2 separate regions of the Homo sapiens genome follow, and region 2 is linked to region 1. The links are chromatin loops, found by intact Hi-C in ENCODE. Cell type or tissue: natural killer cell. All regions are shown on one strand. Links, peaks and the distances in the headings refer to the core of each region. The heading gives the core; the rest is flanking DNA. Region 1 has its middle 9.0 kb from the start of NLRP6. Region 2 has its middle 10 kb from the start of B4GALNT4.

Region 1 (3,018 bases), core at 212-2,711:
CTGAGCCTCACTTGCTGGAGCTTGCACTGTGCAACGGTAAATTCACGTTGTGTGCCCTCACCTGAGCTTCTGATGAGGACGCTGGAGGGCTTGGCCCTTTGAAGTCCTCACCTGTCCCTCCTTGGGCTGGGGGTGGTGACTAGGAGGGGCTGCACGGCTGCTGCCCGGGTTGGTCCCGGCCATCCCAGCTCCCTGGTAAATAGGCTTCTCAAACTAGGATACCTGGGCCTTGGGCGTTACCTGCAAACCCTGTTCCTCGCTCTAGTTCCCCACTTCCATCCCTCCTCTTGCCTCAGCCCTTCTCATCTCACACGCCACATGGGATCCACCCTTTTTACGCATGTGCAGAGCGTGGCCCCTCTCTGATTCCCTTCCCCTCAGGAGAGCCGGACGTCTCCCTCCCTCACACCCTCCCCAGCCCCACAGCAGCCCAGGGAGCCTTGCCCGCTCCTCGGCCCCCCTGGCTCTCCCAGCCACCCAGGCCTCCTGTGTCCTGAGTGGGCCAGCTCCTGCCAGACCACGGCCCTGCCCTGCACCTGACTGCGTCCCCACCGCGGACCTGCCCCCTCGTTTATTCTCCTCTCTCCGCTCTGCTCTGTCCTTGGCACTGTTTTTGTTTGTTTTTTGTTTTTGTTTTTTGAGACGCAGTCTCGCTCTGTCACACAGGCTGGAGTGCAGTGGCGTGATCTCTGCTCACTGCAATCTCTGCCTCCTGGGTTCAAACTATTTTCTTGCCTCAGCCTCACGAGTAGCTGGGATTACAGATGCCCGCCACCACGCCTGGCTAATTTTTGTATTTTTAGTAGAGACGGGGTTTCACCATGTTGGCCAGGCTGATCTCGAACTCCTGACCTCAAGTGATCCGCCCGCCTCTGCCTCCCAAAGTGCTGGGATCACAGATATGAGCCACCGCGCCCCGCCCTTGGCACTGTTTAATCCATGTGTTGTTTATTTATGTATCCTGTTTATTTTCTGTCTCCCAACAAAGACGTAGCTCCTTCTGGGTAGGGCATTTTGTTCATGCTCTCAGATGCCGCCTACCGCCCTAGAGCAGGAAATAGCGGTCAGCGCCAGCTGTGAGGAGCACAGCATTGCGGCCAACACAGGAGGCACTGACCACGGGGCAGGCGCTATTTAAAAATCGTGGCAAAGGATCAGACGTAACAGAACTCTTTTTGTTTTAATCATTTTTAAGTGTGCAGTTCAATGATGTTAGTTACATGCACAATATTGTGTAACCATCACCACTATTTCCAAAATCCTTTCTATCCGTCAGACAGAAACTCCGTCCCCATTAAACAGCAACTCTGCATTCCTCCGTCCCCCCAGCCTCTGGTCACGTGTCTCATCTACTTTCAGTCTCTACGGATTTGCCTGTTCTAATTATTTCATAGAAGTGGATTCATACAGTACGTGTCCTTCTGTGTCAGGTTCATGTCACTCAGCGTGATGTGCCCAAGGTTCACCCATGCGTCGGGCTCTCATTCCTGAATCGCATTTCTCTGTACGGATAGACTGAGTTTTGTTTGTCTGTTCACCTGTTTAGGAACACTTGGTTGCTTCCACATTTTGACTGTTATGAATAACGCTACTAGCAAAGTGAACACGAGTGTGGTTTCAGTTCCTGTTTTCAATTCTTCCGCGTCTTTTAAGAAAAAACAAACTGTTTTCAACAGTTGCATCATTTTACCGTCCCACCAGCAACATGGGAGGCTTCCCATCACTTGTTTTCTTCATGTTTGTTTTGTTTAGTTGCATAATAATTGCCATCCTAGTGGAGGTAAGAAGGTATCTCACTGTTCTTTTCATTTGCATTTTTGTAATGACTAACGAGGTTGGGCAACTTTTCACGTGCTTGTCAGTCATTCGCATCTTTTTTTTTTTTTGAGAAATGTCTATTCAAGTCCTTTGCTCATTTTGAAATTGTGCTGTTTGGGTTTTGGTTGTTGATTTGAAGGAGTCCTTTTTATATTACGTATATGAATCCTTACCAGATATATGATTCGCAAACATTTTCTCCCATTCTGTGGTGATCTCTTCAGCCCCTTGATAGTGTCCTTTGATGCACAAAAGATTTTAATTTTGATGAAGTACAATTTATCTTTTTGTTGTTGTTGTCATTGCCCATGCTTTTGGTGTTATATCTAAGAATCCAAGGTCGGCCGGGCACGGTGGCTCACGCCTGTAATCGCAGCACTTTGGGAGGCCGAGGCAGGTGGATCACTTGAGGTCAGGAGTTTGAGACCAGCCTGGCCAACATGGTGAAACCCCATCTCTACTAAAAATACAAAAATTAGCCGGGCATGGTGGCAGGCGCCTGTAATCTCAGCTACTAGGTAGGCTGAGGCAGGAGCATCGCTTGAACACAGGAGGTGGAAGTTGCAGTGAGCCGGGATCGCGCCATTGCAATGCAGCCTGGGTAATGGAGCAAACTCCGTCTCAAAAAAAAAAAAATAATAATAATAATCATCATCATCATCATCCAAGGTCATGAAGATTTCCCTACATTTTTTCCTAAGTGTTTTATGGTTTTAGTTCTTAAATGTCAGCCTTGGTCCATTTCCAGTTGATTTATGTGAAGGAGGAGGCCCCGCTCCACTCAGGCCCGACTCTTAGTGTTTTAATATCACCACTTTGAGATCACAACCACCTTAGGGAGCAGGAACCGTCCATCCACAGACACAGAAACTCACCTAGAGTGTGTCCAGGGTCACAGAGTGACCAGTGAGTGGCAGAGCCAGGAGCTGGACCAGCCACCCACTCAACAGGGTGCACAGGACCCCAGACCCCCAGGCTTTACCGCCTCTGGACACCAATGCACAAGAGAGTAAACTTGGGGAGTACCTTAGGCAGGTGGTCAGAGGCCTCGGGAGAGGAGACATTTGAGCAGAGAAGGGAGGTGGTGTGGCAGCCGTGTGGACCTGCTGTGGGTGTGTGCACCAGAGCTGTGCTGGTGAGCGAGGAGGAACTACCCAGGAGGGCACACTGGACCAGGGAGAGCCAGCCCGACGGGGGCCA
Region 2 (2,716 bases), core at 1-2,500, 90 kb after region 1:
TACACATACACACACTAAACACATACACATGCACACACACGTACACATACACACGTATACACATACACATGCACACGCATACACACACAATGTAAATATGCCCGTGGACCCAGGGTCCAACTGAGTGAACTCCCACAATTTGAGCAACACCTCATTCTACATCCTAACCCAAAGTGTGCTGTAAATACCTACAAGTGCATGGCGATATAAATTTATAAATGGGGGAGAAGAGACAAATCTCCCGTGCAGAAGAATTCTAAACCAATGGCGTAGACACTGCCCCTAAGGAGGAGCAGAGCCCCTCCCAGCCCCTCGACGTGGGCTGGCGCAGGGCCGTCCTTCCAGAGAGCGCGGGGTGGGAAGGGCTGGGCTCCTTCCGCGCGGCTCCACCTGCAGAAACCGATGGAGCTGATCCATCGTGGTTTGCACAGAGGAGCCTGACGGGCTCTGTCTCTGCAGAAGACGAGGCAGGCGTCGAGTTATGAGTCGCACCGGCGATGTTAGGATGGATGCAGATGCTGCTTTACCTCTGGAATCTTCTTCCAAGAAACCTATAACCCCAGCCTCCTCATGACAAAAAGAGCAGGCGAATCTCAGCAGGGGCACCCCGCCAACACACCCGGCCTCTTCTGAGCTGTCCAGGTCGTCAAAAGCAAAACGGCCCAGCCCAGAGGCCCCGGGAGACAGACGCTGAGGAACGCGGTCCTGGAACACAGAAAGGATGTCAGGGAAAACAAATGAGGGACTCTGGACCAACTGTGACTTTATTTGGTCAATAACGCATTAATACTGGTTCATTCATTATAACAAATACACCGAACTAAGCCAGACGGTAAAAACGAGGGGAACTGTTGGTGGAGCTGGGGGGCGGGGAAGCTCTCTGTGTTATTTCTGTAAATCTCAAACCCTTCCGAAAAATAAAGTCCATTCGTTTTTTAAAAATGCTAAACTGGGGCCGGGCACAGTGGCTCATGCCTGTAATCCCAGCACTTTGGGAGGCCAAGGCAGGTGGATCATCTGAAGTCAAGAGTTTGAGACCATCCTGGCCAACCTGGTGAAATCCCATCTCTACCAAAAACACAAAAATTAGCCGGGTGTGGTGGCGGGCACCTGTACTCCCAGCTGCTCAGGAGGCTGAGGCAGGAGAATCGCTTGAACCCAGGAGGCGGAGCTTGCAGTGAGCCGAGATCACTCTACCGCACTCCGGCCTGGGCGACAGAGCGAGACTCCCTCTCAAAAAAAAAAAAAAAAAAAGCGAAACTGACTGTGTTGTCATGCCCCCTCCTCCCTAATTGTGAAAGGCACAATTAGGTGTTGCAGTGGGCCCTGGAAATGGGGTCTCTGCCGGCCCCAGCATGGCAGGACTGGGGTGGCACCTCATGTCTACAGACAGGAGGTGTGGCCCAGGCGGGATCAGCATGGCTCCACCTGCAGAAGCCCTTGGAGCTGGCTGAGCCATCAAGGCACCCCTAGGCATGGGGGCTGCCTGCTGAAGCCTCACTTGATCTGTGTCATCAGAAAAACTCTAGGTGTGGTGGATAGAAGTGAGTCAGTCAGCTCAGTCTGCCATTACAAAACACCACAGAACAGAAATGTATTTTCTCACCTTTCTGGCTGCTGGAAGCCTGAGATCAGGGTGCCAGCGTGGTCAGGTTCAGAAGCTCCAACTCACTGTGTCCTCCCAGGGCCTTTCCTCAGCACGTGCATGTCAGGGGAGAGACAGACAGAAAGAGAGAGAGAAAGAGACAGAGGGAGAGAGAGATGGGGGAGAGACAGAGACAGGACAGAGAGATGGGGGAGAGATAGAGACAGAGAGGGAGAGCGAGAGAAACGGAGAGAGAGATGGGGGAGAGACAGAGAGAGGGAGAGAGAGATGGGGGAGAGATAGAGACAGAGAGGGAGAGAGATAGAGGGAGAGAGATGGGGGAGAGATAGAGACAGAGAGGGAGAGAGACAGAGGGAGAGAGATGGGGGAGAGATAGAGACAGAGAGGGAAAGAGAGAGAAACGGAGAGAGAGAGACAGAGGGAGAGAGAGATGGGGGAGAGACAGAGAGAGGGAGAGAGAGATGGGGGAGAGATAGAGACAGAGAGGGAGAGAGACAGAGGGAGAGAGATGGGGGAGAGATAGAGACAGAGAGGGAGAGAGAGAGAAACGGAGAGAGAGAGACAGAGGGAGAGAGAGATGGGGGAGAGACAGAGAGGAGAGAAAGAGATGGGGGAGAGACAGAGACAGGAGAGAGAGATGGGGGAGAGATAGGGAGAGAGAGATAGAGGGAGAGAGATAGGGGAGAGACAGACAGGGAGAGAGACATGAGGGAGAGAGAGACAGAGAGAGATGGGGAGAGACAGAGAGGGAGAGGGAGATGAGGAGAGACAGAGACAGGGAGATAGATGGAGGACAGAGGGAGAGAGAGACATGGGGAGAGAGAGAGAATTTGTGGGGAGACAGTGCATGAGCTCTGGACTCCCCTGTTATCAGGGCATCAACCCCATCCTGGGGGCCCAGCCTCAGGACTTCATCTGACCCTAATCACCTCCCAAGGGCCCCCTCCAAATGCCGTCACACAGGCTTAGGGCTTCAACATACAGATTTGTTCAGTCCACAGCAAGAAGCCTGGGTTCCTCACAACAGAGCTGTGGCCCCTCTGCCAGTTTCCATTCTGAGCCAGTCCACGGAGCCAGGCCCTGAGGAAGGACCCAATGACATTGCCGAGG

The links. A loop is a pair of places that touch in the nucleus more often than their neighbours do. Peaks named below come from ENCODE experiments on the same cell type or tissue, not always from the same donor. Only the 100,000 strongest peaks of a DNase experiment are listed, where the experiment ranks them.
Region 2: a loop joins it to region 1, with 6 times the contacts of the local background. A loop is called at or near these places in 36 of 110 quality-filtered maps.

What each region holds. Positions count from the first base shown.
Region 1 is chr11:267,882-270,899 of GRCh38, forward strand. No RefSeq gene overlaps it. Among named protein-coding and RNA genes, the nearest start is that of NLRP6, 9.0 kb to the right of the region's middle. RefSeq lists an enhancer at 1,599-1,668. In natural killer cell, for the core only: a CTCF peak has its summit at 1,700; DNase peaks (open chromatin) are centred at 1,060 and 1,710; H3K4me3 peaks cover 2,071 bases; H3K27ac peaks cover 2,500 bases.
Region 2 is chr11:357,951-360,666 of GRCh38, forward strand. No RefSeq gene overlaps it. Among named protein-coding and RNA genes, the nearest start is that of B4GALNT4, 10 kb to the right of the region's middle. In natural killer cell, for the core only: no CTCF peak of the experiment used is centred there; a DNase peak (open chromatin) is centred at 1,561; H3K27ac peaks cover 196 bases.